Linked DNA regions of Mus musculus: region 1 is linked to region 2. A link is a loop called in an ENCODE intact Hi-C map of the cell type or tissue named here. Cell type or tissue: gastrocnemius. All regions are shown on one strand. Links, peaks and the distances in the headings refer to the core of each region. The heading gives the core; the rest is flanking DNA. Region 1 has its middle 8.2 kb from the start of Gm38415. Region 2 has its middle 26 kb from the start of Gm40504.

Region 1 (5,375 bases), core at 249-5,248, 570 kb after region 2:
TAGCAGGGGTCAGTCAAAGAGGTCTCTCCTTTTGGGCCAGTTAATTGTGGTCCATCAGGCAGGAAGTGTATCTGGGCCTCCATTTTGAAGAGTATGTCTCATCCCAACGGAGGATAGGGACAGTCTGGGGTGACCCAAAATGAATGGGATACCCGACTCATCACTAGGTCCACTGTTCTTCATGAATACATTTTGGTTTCTTGGATCCAAGATCTTTTCTTGGAAATGGGGCCATCGGCTTGGAGGACCGAGGGCTGAGCCCTTGTGTCTACCAAGAATTGAATGGGTTTCCCCTCCACTCTCAGAGTTACCTTGGCTTCAGGGAAGGGATACAAAAATCCATCTCCCCTAATCACCGTCTTCACCCAGGGCTAACACCTTTGTCATTTGGGGGCACTTTTCCCAACTTCTGGGATTTCTTCCTTCAGGCTTCCATTTGTTAGGGCATTCTTGGGCCTAGTGGCCTCTCTCTTTGCAATATGTGCACTAGTCCTTTCCTGTCTTCTATTTATTTATTTATTTGATTTTTAAAATTAGTTTTATTATTTAAATGCATTTTATACATCAAACATATTAATAATATTGAGTGTTTTGGGAATCAAATAATACATAAAAATTTGTCCAACTTTTTTTTTTTTTTTTTTGAGGCAGGGTTTCTCTGTATAGCTGTGGCTGTCCTGGAACTTACTTTGTAAACCAGGCTGGTCTTGAACTCAGAAATCTGCCTGCCTCTGCCTCCCAAGTGCTGGGATTAAAGGCATGCACCGACACACCCAGCTTGTTCAACTTTTATATTCGTATCCTTTCATACCCTAAAATATCATTAATAAATATTTAATACTATCCATAACTAAGGATCCTATGTCTAATGTTGAATACACATTGTTTCAAAACATACAAAATATTCTTTGTGAATTAAGCATAGTAAAAGAGCATAAAATATTAAAAGTGAATCATTAAGAATTATATTCAAAGACCTTATATGATACCACCAGACATAGTGAGAGAGTGTTTAAAATGCATTATATATCTGTGTACCTTGTCTAACAATTGGTTTACTTAAGAAAGATTGTCAGTGTTTCTAGGAGAGAAATTATTTTAATAGTAAGTATATTTATTTAAGAAAAAAAATCTTATATACCTGAAAGAAAATGTTAGCTAAACATCCTACTACACGGTTCTTACTCATAAATTCCCTTCAGTGTGCTTTCTTTCATGTCTGCAAAAACTATTGTGAGATAATAAATGATTACCCATGTTGTTTACACACTAAAATTTTACTCCTATAGGAATTCTGTCATGTCCTATACAATAATGTTTGGGGCTCCCTTCAACTACCATGGCCTGTAGTAAAACATGGTTTTGCCAAACTTAACTGGGCAGGATTTAACTTTCAGATTTAACTCTCAGACGCAGACAGTTTGTTGCCAGTATGTTTAAGCTGTACAGTTTGGACACATTTTTCTCATATAATAAAATCCTGTGTGCATAAGGAGGCATAATTACATAGAAACTCAATCAAAGTACAGGCCATTTCTTCCAAGATTATGGGTTCTAGAGAGACTACAAGTGTTAGCTTCAGCGCTTAGGGGAGAATCTGGCTTTGTCTCAGTCCTACAGACAGATACCAGAAGTTTTTTGGGCTATTAGCTACCTCTGTTCCTGGTTGTTGGTGCTTAGGGGAACCCCTGGCTATACAGATAATATAAGGGTCTGTTTAAACTGTTAGCTACCGCCAGTGCTGGTTGTGTGACATTGGTAGTCAGTGGTCCTTCAGAAAATGGAGATAACCAGGCTACTAATCATCTCCAATTCCCAGCATTCTGTGTGGAAGAACAGGTTATACATCTCCTCTTATGCAAAGATGACCCAACCCATTGTTCATAATATTTCTGGTTTCCCTAGTGACCTGGGGCACAAAGACCTTTTTCTTGCCCATAATAATGTTTACACACAAAGGTTTTACCGTATGATTTAATTCATATGGTCTTTCTCCAGCGTGCACTATTTTATGCCATTGAAGATAACTGAAATTTGCAAAGGCTTTATCATATTGGTGGCATTAAAATGTTTAACTCTAGTATAAACCTTTGCCATAGCTCAGTTTTTGAAAGCAAATGTTTTGACAGTAATACAGTATGGCTGTCATGGGGTATGATTAAAACAGTGACAGTTTTTAAGGCAGGGTCCAGATACGCCTGGCAAACACTATAAGCAGTCTTACAATGAGGTATTGATTTTGTAAACATAAAAACTATTAGTATGGGCCACACTTCTGCTGTGTGCTTCCTATTGGCCTTTGGCACCAACCCCAATCATCGCTGCCATGGATGGCAGCACACCCATGCATGCAGGTGCCTCCCCGGGCTGTGGTTTGGTGTTATGGCACCTGCTGCAGGCAGGAGGTAACTTGTATCTGTGTGACCAGCAGGGTCGCACGCCACGAGATTGGGCAGAGTAGGGTGATAGCCAAGCAGAGCTGGGAGGTGCTGGAGCTGTTGCAATGGTGCTGGACCCACATGTCAGCACTGGTCCAGAGTGGGAGTTGGCGCCCAGTGTGTCCCTGAGTCAGTTGCAAGCTAGCTCTGGACACAGCCTGTGTGGCTCCCTGCCCTCACTAAGGCTGGTCTGGGCAGATCAGAAGATCCCCCAAAAACCCCAGTATTGGGGTTCGGCCAGCTGAGCAGCATCCAGCCATTAGCACTGGTAATGGGCATCCCAGTAGTAGACCCCAAGGAGCTGGTACCAACCCAGGGTGAGCCTGAGTGCACCCTACGACAGCAGTTCACATACTGTCATGGCCAATCTCCTGTGGAAGGGCCGCTGTACGGTTACGGATTCAGGCTGAAGAGCCCTGAATCCAGCCCTGATGTGCTATTGGCTAACCTGCACTGCAGCATCCTGCAGCACCCTGGCCTGCTGCTGCTGCTGGCACTGAGCCTCTCAGAGGACCTGTCCAGACTGAGTCTGCTCTGAGCCAGTGTGGCTGGGCTCCCTTTATTTCCTGCTGCATTCTATGAGAGTGGATGAGGAAGGTCTGTCAGGTTTGCTGCCCAGCCCTCTGCTGCTCCAGGTGTTGGAGGTCCTGCTGTTCCTGCAGTTCTGTTGCTGGGCCCATACTGGCCTGACTTCCTATGCTGTGCAGCTTGTGCGGCCAGGCCTGGCTAAGGTGAGCCACCTAGAACACGGGCATCTACTGCACCAGCCCAGACTGCAGCCCAGACTGCAACAAGACTGCTCCCAGAGAGACCCAAATCCAGGGCTTCCCCCACCCCCTAAACTGTAACTATGGCTACTACTTGAGCTGATCCATGGCGACATGCCAGCCACTATCTCAGACCTCTATAGCTTCTGCACCCTGGCCCAGGAGGTCTTCACTGAAGAGCTGCCCCGGGCTGGAGGAGAGGTGCCTGAGGTGAAGGCTAAGCTGGAGGCATGCCAGAGTCTGGGCCTGGGCCCCTTGCTGCAAGCTGCCTACCAGGCCTTTGTTCAAGCTGGTCTGGGTCTAGAGCCTGCTGACCGCTGGGACAGCTTGAAGAACACTCAGTACCTGTTGCGAAAGGCCATGGCCAAGGACTCGGCACCAAAGATCAGCTCCCCACTACAATGGACAACACTGTCTCCTGTAACCCTGGGTTCTCTGCCAGAGTATTTGTACTGTGAAGGGGCTCCTAGGGCCAGGACCAGGCTTGGGCTCCCTTTCCCAGACCTTTCTCAGGCTCTGGAGACTCCTGAGATCACAGGTCACAGTAGAGGCCAGCAGAATCCAGGCTGGGACTCCAGCAGTAGCTTGACTCTAGGTAGTATCAGCCTCAGCCTCAGCCTCAGCCTCAGCCTCAGCCTCAGCCTCAGCCTCAGCCTCAGCCTCAGCCTCAGCCTCAGCCTCAGCCTCAGCCTCAGCCTCAGCCTCCTCAGCCTCCTCAGTTCCCCCAGCTTCCTCACTCCTCCCAACCCCCCCCCCAGCGTCCCCAGCCCCCAGCTCCAGCCCCAGCCCCAGCCCACACTGTTGCCCTGAGCCCATCTCAATAGTACAGATTCCCCTACCCCTTGCTAACTCTTGCCTCCAGAAGTCTCCCGGCTCCCTCGGCTCTGACCTGTAGTTCCTTGAGCAGCCCTGCTCCCTCCAAGGGCCTCCACTGCACACCAGCCTTCTGGAACCAGCCTCCCTGCTGGGGAGGAAGTTCCGTCAGAATCTAAGCTCCGCAGGGGCAGCTGTGGCACACATGGAGTTATTTGGACCCCCCAGCCCTGGGAGTCCACTCCTACATGCTGACCAACAAAGAGGCTTCAATGCCCAGCGAACTGCTGCCAGGGAAGGCCATAAGTAAAGCACCCAAAAGACCCAGGCTCTGAACCTGCAGGGCAGCTGCTGGCAGCGCCAACCTTTCCTCCTGCAGAAACCTGCTAGTGAGGATCGTGAGCTGACAGGAGCCAGTCTCTTCTTCAGCCTACAGGAGTGAGATAACACAGGCTGTGGTGGGCAGCCCTGGCCCCTCCCTCATCCCTGGACTGAGCCCAGGTCTGTCTCTACCCTCTGCTGCCCAGGATGGATCTGTTGGAGGAGATCATGGCAGAGCTGCAGAATAAATGCCACCTCGAAACCAAGCCCCGGCTGAGTCCCAGCCTTAGCCCAGACTCCTAGGGTGCCCTCCCTGCAGTGTCTCCCTGCAGACAGTACCCTGGGCGCCCTCCCAAAACCTACCCCAACCCTCAATGTTTGCCATCACATCAAAAAAAGAAAAAATTATCAGTATATTTAAATCTGTGCTTATTTACTCTGTTGCATATTTTGAAATATCTGGGGTGAGCTAAAATTTTTTCAGAGGGACATTGTATTAGATTATACATGAAAGTCACATTCCATTTTTTTCTAGAATTTTGACATATTTTAAAATATTGTAGTCTTCATGTTGTTTCTCAAAATACATTACCAGACTATGTATAAAGTATTTTTTAGAAATTATGAAAATGTTTTATGAAAATTTTTATTTTTCAGTGAACACATGCCTGATTTATTTAACACCCTGCTTTCCCACAACCTAAATCACAGAAGGGCATAGATTCACAAGAAACTTAAAAATCTATTTATAATATGAAGCAAAGCTCACATTCTTACCTATAGCCATGAGTTTTGCAGGTTATCATCATGACATCTTTGTAAAGATTCCTCTGGGAAGGATCATATATTGTATAAGTGTTTCACTTTCTTTGTTATGGTTACCTCAAGATATTTCATATTATTTGTAGTCATTGTGGATGGTGCTGTTTGCTCAGCCCTTCCGTGGACAGTGCTGTTTACTCAGTCCCTCTGCAGATGGTGCTGTTACTCAGGCCCTCTGTGAGTCATTTGTATATAAGAAGGCTACTAATGCTTT
Region 2 (5,375 bases), core at 250-5,249:
AGACCCATTCCTCTAACTTTTCTTCCTCTAAATCATGCCAACTACCCATCATCTGACACAAGTAGGAATTTCCTGTGAACACATCAATGAACAAATAAAACAGGTCAACTCACTCTGAAAATCCAGAGAGGAAACAGACACCAAGTGTCTTAGTTAGGGTTTTACTGCTGTAAACAGACACCATGACCAAAGCAAGTCTTAAAAAACAACAACAACAACAACAACAACATTTGATTGGGGCTAGCTTACAGGTTCAGAGGTTCAGTCCATTATCATCAAGGTGGGAGCATGGCAGCATCCAGGCTGTCATGGTGCAGGCAGAGCTGAGAGTTCTACATCTTCATCCAAAGCTGCTAGTGGAAGACTGACTTCCAGGCAACTAGGGTGAGGATTTTATGCCCACACCCACAGTGACACACCTACTCCAACCAGGTCACACCTATTCCAACAAGGCCACACCTCCAAATGGTGCCACTCCCTGGCCCAAGAATATACTAACCATCACATTCCACTCCCTGGCCCCCTCAGACTTTTCAAACACATGAGTCTATGGGGGGGGGTGGGCATACTTAAACATAGCATGATGCAAAATGCACTTAGTCCAACTTTCAAAGTCCTCACAGTATATAGCAATTTCAACAATGTTAAAAGTCCAAAGTTCAAGGTCTCTCCTGAGATTCATCCAATCACTTAACTGTAATCCCCAAAGAAAGACAGGAATCTAGCTGGGCAAATTCCAAACTCTGCATCTCCATGGCTGATGTCAAAGCTGTCTTCAGATCTCCACTCCTTTTTCATCTTTGTTGACTACAACAAACTGCTTTCTCCTGGGCTGGTTCCACTCCCTGTTAGCAGCTTTCCCCAGCATGTATCCCATGGCTCTTGCACCTTTAACGTCTTTGAGTCTCCAAGGCAGTTTCAATGTTACAGCTTCTTGTTTCAGTGTCTGGGATTCCACTTGATCTTTTGGGTTCCTCCTAAGGGCTGGCATCACTTCTCTAGCTCTGCACTCTGTAGTACTCTAAGCTCAGGTTGATCCACTTCACTACGGCTGCTGTTCTTGGTGATTATCCCATGATACTGGCACCTCCAATACACTAGGGTGTTCCACTCCAACTAGGCTTCACCAATAGCCTTTCATAGGCTCTCTTCATGGTCCCAAGCCTCAAATCTTTGCATGACCCCTTCAGTCCTGGGCCATCAACTTCAGCTGAGGCTACACTGAAAGACCTCTGAAGGGAGACCCTCACTCAAGTCTCGGGATAATAGCAGACCCCCAAGTACTCACGAGAGACCAAGCTTGATGCAAACCACACGAGGCTTTATTCGGGGAAAGCCAGAGCTCTGGGGACGACTCGTATCCCATGCAGGGGTAGAGGAGTCGACCCCAAGGGGAAAGGGGTCCCAGTTTCTTCCGTAAGGATGTCCGCACAGCAGTAAACAGGTGAGGAGTCATCCGTTTCAGGCAGGAAGGTAGCAGGATTGAGGATAGCAGGAGGAGCAAACATGAACCATTCAGTCAGCAACAGACTCTGGTAGTGAGTGGGTCATCCAGGCGTTTGTCATCCATTGGTCTGGGGGCTGGTGGATAATGCTTTCAAGAGTGGGGGGCTACCACAGTTATTTGCTGTCCCAAAGTTCATTTGTCAGCATCCTTAACGAGTAAGGCTACTGCAGCAACGGTCTTTAAACATGTGGGCCATCCGCTGGCCACTGGGTCCAACTTTTTAGATATGTCACGGGCCCTTTCTATGGCCCTAGAACCTGAGTAAAAACTCCTCTGGCCACCCCTGCCCTCTCATCAACATAGAGGATAAAGGGTTTGGTTAGATCTGGCAATGCCAAGGCTGGCACAGTCAACAGGGCCTCTTTAATATTTTCAAAGGCTCTCTGATGTTCTGATGACCATCAGAATTCTCCACTTTCTTTGGTCAGGGGGTACAAGGGGGCAGCCATTGTGGTAAACCCAGGTATCCAAAGTCTGTAGAACCCAGCGGTGCCCAAGAATTCTCTCACCTATCTTGGAGTAGCCAGTGCTGGTATTTGAGTCACAGTCCTTTTTCCTTGCAATAGGCACAGTGGTCCTTCTCTAAAGTCTTCTGGACAGATCTTTTTTTTTTTTCCAGGTCTAGGTTCCCTGTTACCCAAGTACCCTGTCTGCCTATTCTCTGGCCTATTCTTTCTTTTATGTTCCCCTACTACTGCGGCCAAAATCCTGCTTAAATTCCTCTCCTGTCTTCTATACCTCTTATTCTCCCTCTCTTCTTCTTCACACTTTTCCCTCTCTTTCTTCTCTTCCTCTGTCTCTCTCTTGGGATACACCTTTTCTGCCACCTTGACTAAATCTTGTAAAGCCATGGCATGTAATCCTTCTAGTCTCTGTAACTTCCTCTTAATATCTGATACTGATTGCCCTATAAAAGCCATAGCAACTGAGGCTTGTTGACACTCAGAGGCCGGGTCAAAAGGAGTATAGCATCTATAAGCTTCCATCAATCTTTCCAGAAAAACAGACAGGGGCTCTGTAGGGCCCTGCATCACCTCTCTTACCTTAGCCAAATTGGTGGGGGGTCTCGTCGCTCCCTTTAGACCTGTGACCAGAGCCCGATGGTAAACTGCCAACCTCCCCCTACCTTGAGCCATGTTGTAGTTCCAATCTGGCCAGTCCAGAGGGAACCCAGCGTTAATCTCATTAGGTAGGTTGGTTGGGACTCCATTCACTCCAGGAACATTTTTCTGAGCCTCCCCAGGAGAATGTGCTCTTTTTCTTCAGTGGTAAACAGAACCTGGAGGAGCTGCTGACAATCATCTTAAGTGGGTTGATGAGAAAACATAAGAGACTCCGGCCATCAGGCTGGCCAGATTCTCAGAAAAGGAGACATGGTAGGGTCTGCAGAGATTGTGGGTCCGAGGGCAGGTCGGCTACAGCTCGCAAAGGAAAAGCAGAAGTGGTGTCAGGAGCGCCATCTGCTGGGGGACTCTGGGCTCGTCGGCTCTGGGTCCCAGTCACAGATCTTCTGGCGTGCCACCAGTGGTCTTAGGGCTGCTGAGAAGCAGGACCCAGTGGGGTAGAAGATAGGGTGGAGTGGAAGGAGCTTGGGGGGAGCTGTGGGTTGAAGAGGAGGCTCCGTTTTGGGAGGAACCTTTTGGTTTCACTTTTGTTCAGGCTCAGGGAGCAGGAGCAGTTGGAGGAGGAGCTGGCACTGAGGACATGGGAGCCCCATGCACCTTCTCACTGCAGGGCCAGAAAGCGCACTGGTCCAGGCAGGGTCCACACTGCCACTGCCTCTGCTGCCACCACTGCTGTGCTTACTGCTTCTTAGGGCAGAAAGAGAGGGAGCTGTGCTCCTCACCCACCCGCATGCATGAGAGCAGGGGGGGGGTGGGCGGGGGGCTCCAAGATGCGCGGGGAATCCATGGTTTGATTTATGGCAGTGAATTCTATACATAAAGCCAGTGACAATGTAATAGTACAAGGAGGGTATGTTCTAGTTCCTAGTTCTAGGTCCGCTCTGAAAAACAATGGCTTTAACTTCAAAGATAAGAGTCAAATCAAAAGTCCTCTCTGGTGGCCACTCTACATCAAAAGCCGGCCACTCGGAGGCGCAGAAAGTCTGCCAAGGTCCCTTCTTAATTTCTACTGAAAGATTATGAGCCCTTGATCTAACTTCAGTCCAGTGGTCTAAAGTCAAACTTGGGGGGGGGGTCGTTACAGTCTGTCCTATTGTCCAATATCATGGAAAACACGAAACAGACTCAAAAAACACATACACACTGGGAAATGCCCATCTTCTAACGGACAGACAAAACCAATTCAGAAATGCAAAAGGTCGGGGAAGTGCGTAAGTCCTCCAGTCTAGGAAGACTACCAACTCTTCACTCCCCACCCCAGACTGGAGCCCTTCCCCTCGCTCGGGGCATCCCCCAGAGTGGCACAGCCAGTGATTCCAGCACGTCTGCTGTTCACACTCCATGCCTCACCCTGAGGAGTGGGTCTCCGTTTCTCACAAAACATCGCAGCTGCAAATTTCAGCACTGAACCTCGCCGGCTCACAGAATTATTTTTAGACAAAAAAATCTCACCTCCAAGTGGGTCTTCGGAGATATGGGTGGTCGCACCAATCCTGGATGAGCCCCCAATGAAAGACCAATGAAAGGGAGACCCTCACTCAAGTCTCAGGATAATAGCAGACCCCGAAGAACCCACGAGAGACCAAGCTTGATGCAAACCACTCGAGGCTTTATTCAGGGAAAGCCAGAGCTCTGGGGATGACTCATATCCCATGCAGGGGTAAAGGAGTTGACCCTGAGGGGAAAGGGGTGCCAGTTTTTAAGGCCCTCAGGGGGGAAAGAAGAAGGGGGGAGTAGGGGATTTCCAGATCTAAGCAATGTAAAATGATTGATTTCTCAAGAAATGGGTATGGGAGGGAAACAAGGAAAGAGTCTAATGCTGGTGCAGTAACCCCGGATTGGCCCCAGCTGTGGTTGCTGGGGAGATTTTCTGATTCTATCCCAATATCACAAACATCTGGCAGTGAGGTGCATCAGTGGGCACACACCTGGGTTCAAGGAACGGTCAGGACATTGGCAGACACACAGTTTCAAGGAGTGGCCAGAGCATTGTGCACCTCTATTTTTCTAAATCAGTGAAGCTACTTCTACTAACAATGAAATCTATTTTGCCAATTTCAGGGCTTCTGTGACCTTTTACATTCTGTCAGGATCTTTCAACACCTTCTCCAATGGCCTTTCATGACCTCTCACAATGCCAAGCCTCAGCTGTTCTTCATGACACCTTCATGCCTTCAAAACCAGTACCACCTGGGTGACTATTACACATTACCAAGTCCAGCCGCAGCTTGAGGTACAACCTTGGCTATCTCTGGAACACAACTTCTTTGTGCCCCCAGAAAACAATTTCCAGAAGATTTCACCTCAATGATGATGGTCTGTTCTTAATCATTGCTAATTTCTTAGCTCCAGCTAACCAGCATCAATTGTCCCAATAGTTCCTTCCATTCTTAACTCTAAAGCCAAAGCCACATGGCTGAGCTGCTGAGTTCTGCTGCTTGCAGGAACTAGAACATAACCTCCTTGTACTATTACATTGTCACTGGCTTTATGTTTTCCAAATCCTTCACTGCCTAAGCTTGGCTGTCCTGGATCTTGCTCTGTAGATTGACCTTGAACGCAGAGATCAGCATGCCTGTCTCCTGGGATTAAAGGTGTGTACCACCAGGCCTGAATCTAAATTTAGCTGGATAGGAACTTGCCCTAAAGTCCCACTCCCTTAATCTGTTATTTCCCAGAACACAGGATTTTGCTCCATTTCACTTCCTGGTACCTCTTTAATAGTTGAACCATATATTTTGTAT

What was found. Peaks named below come from ENCODE experiments on the same cell type or tissue, not always from the same donor. Only the 100,000 strongest peaks of a DNase experiment are listed, where the experiment ranks them.
Region 1: it touches region 2 in a loop (19-fold over the local background); 6 of 42 quality-filtered maps call a loop at or near these places.

What each region holds. Positions count from the first base shown.
Region 1 is chr8:71,212,421-71,217,795 of GRCm38, reverse strand. It overlaps the pseudogene Gm29701. Among named protein-coding and RNA genes, the nearest start is that of Gm38415, 8.2 kb to the right of the region's middle. In gastrocnemius, for the core only: no CTCF peak of the experiment used is centred there; no DNase peak of the experiment used is centred there.
Region 2 is chr8:71,786,967-71,792,341 of GRCm38, reverse strand. No RefSeq gene overlaps it. Among named protein-coding and RNA genes, the nearest start is that of Gm40504, 26 kb to the left of the region's middle. In gastrocnemius, for the core only: a CTCF peak has its summit at 3,041; no DNase peak of the experiment used is centred there; H3K4me3 peaks cover 547 bases; H3K27ac peaks cover 212 bases.